Regions from separate parts of the Homo sapiens genome. Here regions 1 and 2 are each linked to region 3. Evidence: chromatin loops called from intact Hi-C (ENCODE). Cell type or tissue: chondrocyte. All regions are shown on one strand.

What was found. Peaks named below come from ENCODE experiments on the same cell type or tissue, not always from the same donor. Only the 100,000 strongest peaks of a DNase experiment are listed, where the experiment ranks them.
Region 1: it touches region 3 in a loop (6-fold over the local background); 47 of 110 quality-filtered maps call a loop at or near these places.
Region 2: a loop joins it to region 3, with 4 times the contacts of the local background. A loop is called at or near these places in 54 of 110 quality-filtered maps.

Annotation. Positions count from the first base shown.
Region 1 is chr18:55,337,135-55,342,134 of GRCh38, forward strand. The region is part of intron 8 of TCF4 (transcription factor 4); the gene reads right to left. Among named protein-coding and RNA genes, the nearest start is that of TCF4-AS1, 110 kb to the right of the region's middle. In chondrocyte, a CTCF peak has its summit at 2,295 (motif pointing right); no DNase peak of the experiment used is centred here.
Region 2 is chr18:55,400,458-55,405,457 of GRCh38, forward strand. It overlaps TCF4 (transcription factor 4), which reads right to left. Exons shown (of 20, transcript NM_001083962.2): 6 at 2,997-3,061. Among named protein-coding and RNA genes, the nearest start is that of TCF4-AS1, 50 kb to the right of the region's middle. In chondrocyte, no CTCF peak of the experiment used is centred here; no DNase peak of the experiment used is centred here.
Region 3 is chr18:55,587,815-55,592,814 of GRCh38, forward strand. It overlaps TCF4 (transcription factor 4), which reads right to left and starts at 378. Exons shown (of 20, transcript NM_001083962.2): 1 at 224-378. It overlaps LOC105372126 (a long non-coding RNA gene), which reads left to right and starts at 2,085. Exons shown (of 3, transcript XR_935479.3): 1 at 2,085-2,161. RefSeq lists an enhancer at 1,963-2,192. In chondrocyte, a CTCF peak has its summit at 2,166; DNase peaks (open chromatin) are centred at 317 and 2,087.

The sequences.
Region 1 (5,000 bases), 250 kb before region 3:
GTGCTAATTTTACGTGAGAATGTGGGAACAGAAAGGTTAATCAGAATTCTCTCGAACTCTTAAGAGATACACTCTAATTACCAGACAAATGGTATTCTATTTCTAAGCTTCCTTCCCTGCTTTTGGGTTGTCAGAAGTTGGTCATCTTACTGATATCTTATATAAATGGTTAGGAGTTTTGAGGGGAATAAATAGTATTTGAAAGCAACCAGATATAATGAAAATTTAGGGTAACTCTGAGACCATTTGGTGTTCACTAAACATACAATTCGCTCAAGATGGCAACTCGCTCTTTTTGCCTTTGGGGAACAGCTCTTTGCAAACAGAGAAATGGGAGGAAAATCTTGAGAGAGGCTAGAAATTCTACCAAACTCTCTTCCAAATGAATCTTCAAAGAAAATAATGTGGCTAACCAAAAAGCAACAACCTCCCAAAAAAGCAGAAGGTAATTTTATCTGAATTCAATCTGGCTATTTTAGTCCTACATTTTCCAGACAGTCCAAAATTGATTTGAATCCTGTATGTGAGATGAGGGGTGCGGAGTGGTGATAATTTAAAAATATCTTTGGGTGTCTGTATACAAGGGAGTATCCCTTCAAGTGCACTATATATTATTCTTTGGTATTATTGCCTTATGCCAGAACCTGATTCCCCTAAGACTGCCTAGTGATCAGCAGTGAGATTTTGTATGGATCACCTCTCATCTGTTTACCTTTTTCATCCGACGTCCGATGGCCATGTACATACACACAAAGCTCCTGGAGCTGGCTCTTGGAACAGCTGTACTGGCCTCAAGAAATCAACACAAGTCAACTGTATGAGGAAGCACAATAACAGCATCTACGGCTCTTCCTAGGGCACTGAACTCTCACCCATGTTAAAAAAAAAAATCACCATCAGTCTCGCTGCTGCCAAGTGACACACAAAAAGGAAGTTAACCATTGGCTGTGACTTGCATTCACAGTCTGACTCTGATTTCCCTGCTTCCCTTAGCCCATTCTGATGCCAAGCGGACTACAGCTTGCCCATTTCATTTCGACCACGGCAGCCAAAAAAAGCACTGCCCCACCGTGCGACGACAAGCAGTCTGTTTTGATATTAGTACCTCAGTATGTGATAGAAGAGAGTCAGATGTCCTCAAACTATGTGCCCTCCCCCGAGGGACTCTCTCCTGGCCCTCCTTGGCCAGAGAGATGGCAAGCGTGCCACAAATCCTTAGCTTTGAAAGCACAGGGGACGGAGAGGCACTATCCGCAGGCTCAGACAGAAATGGCCATGAGTGCCTCTTCTTCCGGGGAGAGGATTCAGGCCCTCCAATTCCACACTCTAGTCTAACTGGAAATATTAACTCAGATTCTATTCACTCCCTGCCAGCATACAAAACACAAACTGAATTACATAAGAAAAAGAGTCATTTTCTTATATAATTAAATTGTAGTAAATGCTAGTAAGTAAACATCAGGTTTCCTTCTTTTTCTTTCATGAAAGACAGAGGAATATATGGGGTTCCCGAAAATTGATTTTTTCATTGATTCTTAGGGAGGAAGATGAGAGTGAAGTATTCTCCCCCCCACAACAAATTCTGATTTATTTGCTAAATGTACGGAATCTGACTGTAACCTGGTTTAACCTCTGAATGTGCCTTGTAATGTTCTAGTTCTCTCCAGCACTAATAGATCATGCTTTTTATAATTCCAACGAGGCATCGTCAGGTGAGGACTGCAATTGCTGGGCATTTCAAAAGTCTGAGAGTACCCTGGGCATCTTTAATTTTTACAGGTGACTCAATTTTTGTTGTGACCAGAACTGAACATAAAGCTTTTAAAAGCTTAAATGTACACATTTATGCATTCATTACACAGTGTTAAATCTAATTTGTTCTTTTTACTGTCACAGGAAGCACATGTTTAAAGCAATCTGTTTCCTCATGTGAATGCTTTCCTGTCTGTTTAAAAAAAATTGCGACACACTTTACCCTGAGTAACCAAGAGGTGATCATAAATATCCCTAAATAGCATTAAACAGATATGAAAGACATTAACACTTTCAGAATGCCAAAGTAGTATTAAAAAAAAATTCTAACAGATGCTCCTAGGTCAAAAAGTGAAATGTGTGTTTCCTGAAAAAACACTCTCATCAGAATCATAAATGAACTGTGAGTGGAGAAGTGAGGTGTTGCTGAACAAACCAGGATCCTTTTGGTGAGGAACACGGCAATCCACTGCCAACGTGTACTTGCCATAAAAAGCCAAATCGAAATGGAAGTTTGATGAAAACCAATATCCTTTGTAATCCACAAGGTGGCAATGACTACAAATGAGGGGTGGCTAAATCGGATCTATCGGCTTTCCAGAGAAAAATTATCTCTGTGAACTGAAGCATCAGTCCCTGTTCAGGGTGTACACGGAAGAAGTTCAGGGCTCATCAGCCAACAGGGACTTTTCCCGAGGAATCTAACTCAGTGCCTGGTTTTTCTGCAAATTAAAATTGGCTGGGAAAAGACATTCATTGTGGAATGTGGAGACCACGCTTCCGCTCACACCTCCCCCCTCCCTACTTTCAGCAGATGTTTTTTTCTTTAAATGCAAGAAGAGTTAACTAAATCAGCCTTTATATATAAAAAAAAGTGTTTTAAGTTTCTCATAGCCGATGATCAAAAATACCTTTTCTTTTGTGAATTCAACAGGGGCACTGAGAAAAGATACATTATAATGCGTCAAAGGCTACAATCTAGCCATTCTTTGACTTTACCTTAAAACATCTGTACAAATATTCCTGCTCAGTGTAAGAAATCTACCTAAGCAGTCCTAAACAAACTGAACTCTGTTTACTTTATAAAAGAAACAGACTGCCACACAGGTCTACCTAGTCCACACATCTTCATCTTGCCAGGCAAAGCTAATATCTTAGGCCTAACCTTCAGTTTTGCGGGGGGATCTATAGCCAGCCCCACCAAGGGGCTGTGCATCACTTGGGCAGACCCGTTCCCGGCCTATTAGAGAATACCACTGACACAAAACAAAAGAAAAAGCACGTATCTCCTTATCACTTAGAGGCAAGGCTGATTTAGGCATAAACAAATTATTGGCCAAGGGAACCACAGTATAAGCAGCTCCGGGCATCACAGCCGATGTACCAGTTCAAAAGAGAGAAGATAAAGTATTTCCAACACAAACTTTGCAGACCACTAGGTCTAATGATTAAAAGGGCTGACTACGTGTCTTGGTTTGATAGAGATGGGTTTGCAGAGCCTGGGAAACACAGGGAGACCCTGTCTCTACCAAAAAAAAAGAAAAAAATTAGCCAGGTGTGGTGGTTGTGAACCTGTGTACCCAGCTACTCAGGAGCCTGAGGTGGGAGGACCGCTTGAGCCTGGGAGTTTGAGACTGCAGTGAACTATGATTGCACCACTGTACTCCAACCTAGGTGACAGAGCAAGACCCCATCTCAAAAAAAAAAAAAAAAAAAAGCAATATTACATAATTTCAGAAAAAGCAAGTGACCTCTGTTAGGTAAAATTCTTTTGAACATAGCTGAGACCCTGGTCTTAGTTTCTATTCTACTGCTAACTACTCCTAAGTAGGCTGCCATGTTAGATTTGTTTCTCAAATGCCAAATGAAAGGTAGTTACCTTGTTACTGATAATAGCATGACAGTGCTTTTTATTATGTGTAACAATAGTATGTAACATTCAAGGATATTACATAAATGCATTCAAACCCCAATGAGTACTTATTTTACAAATAACTGTGTAGCTAGGAAGTGACATAGCCCCCTAAAAACCCAGTTGATCAGATTTCATACTCTAACCACTATATTATACTGTCTTTGTTTACACAGATGCTCCCCTGGACTGCCTGGCATACTGATTTGCTTGGGCAAAAGTTATAGGACATGACTATACAGAGATACTGATGATCACTCTACAGTGAAATGAAATTTCTGAATATTAATTTATTGTAGATAGTCAAATACTTGCTAACTTAATGACAACCTTGCTGTAGAGAGCTTTTTGGTCTACAGAGTGTCTGAAACGCTAGGCAGCATAGACAGCACTATGGTTAAGAACACAGAAACTTTAGAGACAGGCTGCCCAGGTCTCACTCCCAGCTCTGCCACTTACTATGTGTGACCGCAGACATGTTTCTTCACCTCTCTGTGTCTCATTTTTAAGTCTCTTGAATAAACAGTAGTACCCATCTCACAGGATTTTTATAGGAATAAATGATTCAATAGATGCAAATGATGTAATAGTGTACCACTTAGAACATGGAATAAGTACTCTGGCATGGAATAAGTACTTTGATAAAGGTTTGTTATCAGTATATTGACACCACCTTATTATGCAGGCACTATTTTATACCTGCTTTGTAGACAGAGAAGCAGGTTTGTGACCTAACCAAGGCCACTGGGTGTGTAAGTAGAGGCTGTCAGACGTTATACTTGAAAGGTCTTTTTATGTCTAGTGCAGTGTTTTTTCTACCTTGCTACACCACTTTTACTACTATATTCATTCACTGGAAATATATTTCAGAGTAATACGCATAAGTAAAGCAGTGAGTCTGGTTTCTATAGGACAAAAAAAAATGTATCTAAAACATATCCCTCACTCTCGTAAAGGTGGTGACAAGTGAGTAAGGGCAATCAGCTTAAGGGACAAAAGTCCATGTGTTACACTTTGTGGGTTATTTTATTTTTCAAATGCATGACTTTCTCAAAAGGCTACACGGTATACTCTTTAAAATGCTAAGGTTATTCCTACAAATTGTGACGCAAGTGACACAAGACTGCAAATTTCATTAAACGTGAAGAATCTCAGTTGAAAAGCTCCACGATTTAAATAAGAATACATAGAAGAAAAAGACATGTTCCATGTTACATGGTGTGTCTAGTTTTTAGCTGCAATGAAAAATACTCTTTGAATAAGTATAAACGGAGAAAGGAATGAATGAATAAATGAACATGCTTTTTTCCCCTTCTACCTGGGCACTCCCAGCTTG
Region 2 (5,000 bases), 190 kb before region 3:
CAACACAATTTTAAAAGTCTCAAAAAGTCACCATGTTTATTTCTGATAACTTCAGGTGGAAATGCATTAATGAAATAATATCTCATTACTATTTTTAATGAAAACAACTTAATTGCTAATAAAGAACCTGCCGGCTTTCATTCTTCTGCTAAAATATATCCATTTAAAAAAGCGTCATATGTCCATCAGTATTAGTGTTAAATCCTTAGGAGAAATCTAAAATATATATCTATTTTTAACTTGATATATTTCTGAAACAACACACGTCTCACAATAATAATGTATTCCTCCAGGACAGCGCTTTGCTACCTGTTGCTTACCACCACTCTGTCTCTACACCAAACAAAAGGCTATTGAGACTGGAAGAAGCATGTTTCCATATAGCACTGCTCACCCCTTTAAGTCCATAGGATACACTGTTATAATACGATAAAGCAGCTTTTGGAGCTCCTTAGGGCACACCATCTGAAGGTTTCCTATTCCGTATCTCAATCATGTAGTAAACAGAAGAAAACAAAAGCCTCCCCTCCACGAGTCACTCACCTTGTCACACAGTGGGGAATCATTTCAGCTGTGATCTGCTATTTAGACTTGAAGCCCAAGATACTGAGATTTTGCCTTTCTCTTTGGTTTGCATAGCTGATGTTGTAGACAGGGATTCAAATAACAATACGGCACAAGAGAAACTGATTCACTGGAAGACACACTATGGTCTGTTCTATTCTCAAATTTCACAGAAAGCAGAAATTCATACTCTGTACATTTTTCATCTTCAGTCCCTATTTTCCCTCTGTCAGCAAATTTCCAAAATTTCACTTTTATTTATCCCTAAGTAATCACACTGTTTATGGAGATTGCTGCGACCACGCTAAGCACAGAGATAGTAGACTCTTGCAAGACTCACAACCATGAAGCACAAATTAAGAATGAAGGAATCTCCACACTCCACGGCTACATTACGAAGGCTTTTTAAGAAAAGCATATGCAGTCATAGTGCTATATACAAAAGAATTTTCCTGGACATTAATGCCTCAAAACGAACCTCCCAAGGCCCAGAAATTCAGCCATCACATGCCAATCCATCCACCTCTCTTCCACCCTCTGCCCCTTTCCACTTCTCACCTTGTGTTTGGAAAAAAAAAAAAATTAACTTCAGTTTCACCCGAGGGAAGTATTCCCCACAAACGGAGAAAGGAGGGTCTGTGTTCTGCACATACACAGACAGACTCACACGGTCTGGATGATGCTTTCACAAGTTAAGGGGCCTCACGCTTACTCAGCAGAGGAAATCTTTGTGTCTGTGAGGAATCACGCCAATTCCTATTAGTAAGAAAGGATACAGGGGTGAGGAAGCCTATTCTCTCAATGACCAGAAAAAGGGGCCCAGCGAAAACAGAGACCTCTGCCATGACCATCTGCAGAAAGGAAGGATGTTGTCAACTTTCTTCTCCCCAAAACTCTAATGACCTCCGCCTTGACCCTCAGAAACCAGACCCACAGGAACACGGTCTTCTGCAGGAACTGAGAGCTTTACACCAGAGACACAGCACTCAGAGGCTTGTCGCCCAGGCTATCTAGCCCGAACATTTGCACTCACATTCCAAAGATGTTTCCGTTGCGCTGGAATGGCTGTAAATTTCTTTCCTGCAGAATTCTTTCCAAACAAACTGCCATGAACTGCACTCCGGCAGGAGCTCTTAACCAAGCACTGTTCACCTCAATGCAACAAATCTTTCAGATGCCGAATATGACTGAATTGGTGGCTGGGCCAAGGGAGTAAACTTTAAAAATGCAAATATATACAGGGAAAAAACAAACACACCAACCCACCAGAAGTCGTACCTTCCTATGTCTGGTACGTAAAGGAAACTTTCCTCATAGGCTCGATTTAATTACAAAAACAAAACTTTGCTTACATTTTTCAGGGGTATATTAAATGGGCTGTTTAAAATAAAATTAAAATAGATTTTTTTCCCCCATCAAGAACATCAGAGGGTGAGAGAGTTCAAGAGAGTAAGCATCCCCTTTCCAGCATTTGAAAAAAAAAAAGTACATTTTGTTTGCGTGAATAATAAAAACAGTAGAGAGCTCTGAATATTAAAGAGGATTATTAAATTCCATCAAGAGTTTTCCAAAGTAAGAAACCAATGCACTTATAAAAAGGAAGTATAAATTTTTAAAAAAGATTTTAAATACATGATTAATACTGATACTGAACTGAAAAAGAAAGCATCTATAAAAACTCAGTTGTCTTGAAACAAAGCTTATACTTTTAGCTATTGACAGTATTTTTAGAAATAGGCTCTCTCTGGAGAGTTTAAAGTATACAAATGCAAAGTGCCCAGAGACACAAACACACACATGCTATACCTTTGTATTACACTGGCATTTTATTATTTAATTAAAGTACTCTTATTTTTCTAGCTCACGCATGCTTCCCTTGAGACGGCTTTGCTGTTAGCCTGCTGGCCTTGACTTCCAGCCAAAAACAATTCAGAAACAAAAAGGGACAACAAATCATATTTTCACAGACATTTTTATCCCTCAATACAACCCTGTTTTCACACAACATCATACAGCCCCTATGAAAACTATAATTTAGGGCAATAGCCACCCGAAACCCAGGGTCTGACACATGACTCCGCGAAGTATTTCCTGCGTAAGAAATTCTTAAGTTCTTAATTGCAAATAAACTCTTTTAATAGAACCACTTTCACCGACATTGCTGGTTTGCAAACAGTGCCACTGGTACCGGCTGATGGATTAAAAAATAAAAACAAGCCCATGAATGTAGTTCTGATACAGCAGCGATCTAAAGATGAGGTGTTTATTAGTTCTAAGCTCTGTGTTATTTCATTACTTAAAGAGAGAGCCATCATCTGACTTGCCGGTGCATCTTTGGTGTCACAGTTTAAAATGCATCATCTAATTTAGAAAACAAACTGATTTACCAGGTTAATCCTCTCAACCCTTCCGCAACAGAGATTCTCACTTACCTGGTGGCAACCCTGTAAGTTTGATTCTCTCCCATAAGATGAGTATGAGCCCCTTTCTGTTTTACCTGCCAAGAGAAACGACAAAAAAGTGTAAATTGTGTTTTTCCTTAAAAAAAAATCTCCTCCAGGTAACAGACATCTACTGCTCTTCCCCGATGTTTACATACGTAAAGTAGGCACTACTGGCAATGTATGCAAGCAAGAGAGGGAATAACACTTCCTCACTCTGGCTATGATAAACTGGAAAAAAATATCCTTCATTCCTATTCTTAGCCAAACTGCTCCACACTTCCAAAAACTGTCATTCCAATGGCCTCCACTTTCTCTAACAAACAAATCGTAACTCCTTATTTTCACTTTCTCTTGCACAAAATTTAAACAATTTCATTTTTATTTACACAGCAGGCAAATTATCTATGTAATGACCCTAGCCTAGTAATTCCCATTGATTATATTGACACTTAATAGTGAGGCCAAAACTAATCAATCACAGGCTCTCCAGATGGTGAATTTAGCAAAGAAACTATTCAAAATTCTGAGTCTCTCTCTCTCTCTCTTTTTTAAAAACTCCCTTTCCCAGGAGTGAACCCCATCATGATCAAGATGATGATGGAATTTACATTTGGGAAACAGGGCTTTTGAAAAATTGCCTACTCTGAACCCAAGTTCAGATTCCACCAATAGACCCAGCAGGACAAGGGATCATGGAATGTGAATGTCTTGTTCCAATTCTAACAACCCAATTTTTATCTGTAGACTGCTCTACAGAGATCTATAGACCCTTCGATGCTATTCGGCCACATCTAAGAATAAAATCAAGGGTGTTCATTTGTTTCTTTTTAAAGTTTAACCCCAATAATCATTAGGGAGGATAATGAAATCACATTACAAGAGATCTAAGCAGTAGAGTCCAGATAGTGACATGTGGAGAATCATTGTAGAAATCTGTCCATACCAGAACATTAAAAGGGGCTAAAAGAGGCAGGCAGGTGCCTAAGACCCCACCCCACGCAAGTCTAAAGGATACTTCTTTCGTCAAGACTGGAGCTTTACAGTAATTGTACTTGATACATAGGACTACAGTATTCCTTTTTCCAACAGGAAAACTCTAAACTTGTATTTTGAGAGGCTGAATAGATTTCCTTCTGAAGTTTACAACCCCCAAGTTTTCCCCTCTCAACTCAACACGAATGCTAAAAGTAACAGTAGTCTTTTTATCTTTTAGGTCAATGGCAATGGCAATGTTATTAGAGTATGCCTTCCTGACCCCACACAAAGAATGTATCTTTGATACATTTATATCCATAAATTTTTCTATGTGGTCAAAAGGGTATCCTGTATCCAAGTCATTACATATATAAAATGGATGGTGGTTTTCAAAGAAAGCCAAACCTAAGTCTTAAAATTAACCCCGTTTCCCAGTATTAACTTTTCTACTGATTTTAATGAATCTTAAAGTTGGGAAAACACCTCCGCCCCATTTCTGGTCTAGCGCTCAGCGCAAAGTATAAAATCAATGCCCCATATCAGTTTCAATTTCAGTGAAACAAGACACCATCGCACAGACTGTCAGTCTTAGAAGATCTAACAGAATAACTTCCATTGTATGAGGATTTTGCACTGAAGAAAAGATAAATTTATACTTGTATCAGCAGTGTGAATGGTCACAAAGACATATTTACTCATCTGTGTACATCAAATTTAAGCTACTTATACCCTTTAACTTCTCTCTATAAATATTACTAACAGAAAAGGCTCGACCTTCATGAGCTATCAAAGGACGCGTGTCCTTCCTTAAGCTCTTGCATCTAAGAATGCTTCAATATCACCATTACATCACTTACTTTGATGTAATATTCACTTGTTTAACAGGTAGATAGGCAGGCAGGAAGCTGGGCAGGTAAGGAGGCAGGCAGAAAGACAGAAAGATGGATAAAGTAGAATCTGCTCTGACTTCCTAAGAAACTGAACATCTAGTGTCCTGTTTTGGTAATTTCTAAAAAT
Region 3 (5,000 bases):
AAAGTCCTCGGTCCCTCCGAGGGGGCATCAAGGGGAGGGGCGGGGGGGCTGGCGGCGAGGGGGAGGGAAGCGGCGGGAGGGGAAGGGGTGTCTCTTCTGGGAGCGCCGGGCGCCGGGAGCCCGCGGCGCGGGAGGCGCGGAGCCGCGTGCGGGGCCGCCGAGCCCGAACCCCGCGCCGCCGGGCGCCTCCGCCCCGCCGAGCCCCGCAGGCGCCGGTACCTACCGCCCGCGCGCGAGAAGGGGCTCTCCGTGCACCGCCGGCGCCGAGGCGGCGTTCATGTCTAACCGCCGCCGCCACCGCCGCCGCCTGCTCCTGCGCCCGCTCCCGCGCCTGCTGCCTCCCCGCCGCCGCCGCCGCCGCCGCCACTACAGATCCGCAGACACACAGCCAAGATCCCTGACTCTTAACACCAACTCTCTTCTCCGGGGAGGGGAGGGGACGGAGGGAAGGGGGGAGGGGGAAACACGCCGAGGCGCACGGAATTGCAAGTTCAGCAAAGAAATGGGTGGGGGGGCTCCGGCGGGGAGACGCGACTTGCTCCGGGTCGGGCAGGCTAGGATGCATCCCCCTCGCACCCACCCCGAGGGGAAAAAAAAAAAATCTCAACACCTCCCCCGCCTCGCCAAAAAATACAAACGAAAATTCATCGAGCACCTCATTTTTCCTCAGATCGTCAGTTACAATCTGAAGCCTGAACAGTTCAGTTTTTGCCCGTTGCATCCCTCGGAGGCACTTTGAAATTTATTCGAGTTTACATCCCCTCACTTCTTTCTTTCTCTTACTCTCGTTCCCTCTCACTCACACATCCACACACGGCAAAGCAAGTTTATACTAGGCTGCAAATACACGTGATGCAAAAAGACTTTGCCAAGAGGAACAATATTTTTCTTTTTCGTCTATAAATCAAGCCACATTTTCCTGGGGAGATTTTCGTTTCGGTAGTTTTGCGTTGGGGGCGAAATCTGAATTGCATACTTTCTTTCCCCTCCCTTTTAAGTCACAGAATAGTATAACTGCAAACTTCGAAAAAAAAAAAGGGCAATTTTTGGGGGTGGATGTTGTTTTGTTTTTGCACTTGAGTTCCTAGGCACGCTAAGTCCCTGTTCGCCAGCACTGTAAGTTTTTAATTCAACATTTACCATTATAGGCCCTGCATGCTCTTAAAACATACTTTTTCACATCACTTTTTAGGATAAAATTTAAGCTTCATAATTCTATCGTTTCGTAATAACAAGCGTGCTTTATCCGGTATATGCAACATAAGCTATTTTAACGTGTGTTTGAAAAAAAAAACACACATTCTACAAATCCTGGTATTGCTAGATGTGCGAGTACATACACAAAATGCATGCACACACTTTTTCCCATTGGCAATTATTTAATAGGTTGTCCCTTTTGTTTTAATAAAACATCGGGATCGACATTTTAAAAATTAAATTCAATTACAAACAGTTTACTCTGACGGCAAATTGAAACGTTACCTTAAATGGCCACAAATATTCTCACAATATTCCAAGGAAAGAGACTTTAAAAAGAGAGACAAAAATCTTCTGCAAGTACTTAGTATCTCACATGTGTATCCCCAAAAAGTATTTTAACTGGTACTCAGTCCTGCTCCAGGGATATCCACAGATTACAAGATTATGCACCTGGCTCTGGTTTTTGCATTTTCCACCATAAAACTGCAACAAAATTCCCTCCCCCAAAAAAGAAATCATTAAAAAAAAATCCAACAACTTTTTCTTATTGTTTATAAAAAAAAAAATGAACACAGGATAGTTATAATTTTTCCTCAAACAATTCTTGTTGGTGATTTTTTTTCTTCTCTCATAAAGTCTTAAACTTGTTCCAAGTTTAGAGGTGTCTCATCATCATCATCCTCCTCCTCATCATCATCACCATGGACTCCCCCGTGGAGTCACATTGATAATAATAGGTTTCCCTGAAAGATACATTGTAATCCATTCACATCCGGGAACTGCGGGCTTATAAAGAGAAGGAGCTGCGGCCGCGGCTGCTCCTCCAGACAATGACTGGGAAGGGGCGGGGCGGGAGCAGGCGACCATAGAGTGGTAAACAGAGCGCCTAGAGAGGCGGCCAAGATGGCGGTGCTGGTCGACCACGCCTCCTCCGGGAGCGGAGGCGGGTGGCTGTTCTCGGGTAGGCGTCGCGCGTGGGGCGGCACTGTGGGAGTTCCCGAGGCCGAGGTCGTTCGCAGGCCCCATTTCCCTGCGCTCTTATTCGTGTTGCCGCTTCTTGGCCGTCCTTGCTCTTTGACACAAAAGTGTAGTTTCGGCACAAATTTACAAATTAAACTCCACAGACTTCCGCAGGGAAGTGAGATACCCCCAGGTCTCCCTGAGGAAGGCTCGGGAAAGACTGGGCCGGCCTCACTCACAGTAAGCCTGACCCTGGGTTCTCCCACTGTGTGGAGCCAGATTTCTCAGCGAGCCTTGGGCGGCATGGGAAAAGGCCTCTGGGCCAAGTTGGTCCTAGGCTGGAAGAGGGATGTGGGTCCTCTCCTCCAACTCCCCCACCCTATCTTCTTATAGAGCGCTGGAAGTGTGTGAACTTTCCAAGTCCAAAAAGTCTTCACTTGGCGAAGACCTTCATCTATTGCTTTGTAGACTCAAATGTAGTTTGTGCCATAAGCCACGACTGACTCAACCCATTTCTGGCCAAGCAGTTACCTTCTGTAGCCTGTTTTCTGGTCTGTGTAAAGCAAATAACGCCCACTTTACGAATTTTATAGTGGATACAGATAAAGATGAAGCCACCACGAAAGAAATAATTCCTTTTCATCTCTTAATTCCTTGCTAAATCAACTGATACCGCTAACCTAGCCAATGGAATTTTAAATGGAAATTTCCCTACTCCAAAACAATAGCTTTTAGTCTTTGCAACAGAAAAGCAAGTAATAATAATGACAGATAACACATGTGTTTACTATATGCTAAACAGTGTTCCTATAACTTCACAAATACTGGCTACTTTAAGCCTAAGAATAACCCTATGGAGTATGTATTACTACTGTAATTTGTATATTGGGCAACAGAAGCAAGTAAAATTGAGTAGCTTGACCCAAGGAAGAAGTTTTGTAAGTGGTACAAACTTAACTAAGTCACACAACTATATTGAGTGACAGAGCCCACCTTTGAAACCAGACAGTCTGTGATAACAGTCCACATTCAACCATATTCCTATATACCATCTGGCAGTGGGAACATCCTAATCTCCATTTGCTGATAAAAGTTTGTGGCAGTAACAGAGTTCAGATCAATTTCGGCGATCTTTTACTTACATGTAAGTTTTTACAGAACAAGAATTAAGGCATTTATTGGTTGTTTCCTGTACATTCACACATGGTGAAGATTCCTGTCTTCCATCCCCATTCGGTGTTCTCATCTCAAAATAATATCTTACATTTAGACATTACTTTTTGCTGCATTATCACAAGCATCATCCCCAATTCTCAGAGTTAACCCCTACAGGTTCTGCTTAGATGATGTAATGAAAAGATCACAAACGTTGGGTTAGGAGAAATTCCACTGGCTCTACCTCTAGTCATTCTTTGAACTAAGGCCCAATGTCAATGTCTTTTGCTGTAAAATCCAGAGGTTAGATTAGATAATCCAATAAAACCCCTTCTAGCTTTTAGGTTTTTAAGACTCCTCATTCCGCTGAATTTCTTTTTTTGTTTGTTTGTTTTGTTTTGTTTTGAGATGGAGTTTCACTCTTGTTGCCCAGGCTGGAGTGCAATGGCACGATCTTGGCTCACTGCAACCTCCACCTCCCAGGTTCAAGCGATTCTCCTGCCTCAGCCTCCCAAGTAGCTGGGATTACAGGCATGCGTCACCCCACTCGGCTAATTTTGTATTTTTAGTAGAGATGGGATTTCTCCATGTTCATCAGGGTGGTCTCAAACCCCTGACCTCAGGTGGTCTGCCCACCTCGGCCTCCCAAAGTACTGGAATTACAGGTGTGAGCCACTGCACCCAGCCCCCTTCTGCTGAATTTCAAGGGCAATAAATAATCTATCCAGAAACCAATGATAGGATGAAGTTTGGGATCTAAAGGTATCCAATTGCTAGTCTCGTTGCTTCTTCGTTTTTTGACCCTACAATCAGAAAACCAGGGAACAACCCTTCGTATTTTAAATTTCAGGGACAAATGTGGGTGTTTTGTCTTCTTTTTGTTTTTGTTTTTCCTTAATTATCAGAGAATAAATACTTATTCTGTCACAGAATTGTCACAGAATGTTATACTTAGAAGATTGGAGGCACCTAAGAAAAGGAGAACCAAGAGGGTCCTGTGAAACTTAAATAAAAAAGGAGGGGTAGTAGGCATGTTTTGGGATGCCTCTTCAATTTGCAGACTCCCTTGCCTAGGAACCTGTTCATAAATCCTCATATAGAAGTATGTCTTAGTCAATTCAGGCTGGCCAAAATACCACAGACTGGGTGACTTCAACAGCAGACATTTGTTTTTCACACCCCTGGAGGCTACAAAGTCTGACATCAGGGTGCCGTCATGGTCAAGTTCTGGAGAGGGCTCTCTTCCTGGCTTGCAAATGATTACCTTCTCACTGAATTCTCACATAGTGGAGAAAGAGAGAGCTTTGGTCTTTCTTCCTCTTCTTATGAGAACACTAATGCCATCATGGAGGCTCCCCCTTCATGATCTCAGCTAACCCTAGTTATCTCCCAAAGACCCCACCTCCTAATACTAGCACATTGGGAATTAGGGTTTCAACTGAATTTTGGAGGAGACACAAACATTCAGTTCATAGCAAGGTAGAACTTGATGGGGGTGCCACATGACTCCTTCTTGCCCCAGCCCCACCAGCCCCAGCAGATTGGACCCCAGGAGCGAAGAGGAAGAGATTGACCGTAGCCTATGGTGAGTGATGGATCACGCCCATCTTGTAGTCAGTGGGCCAGACCTGGTCCCAGCAAGCTAAGCCATGTGAGAGCCATGGTTATAGGGAAACAAGAACCAT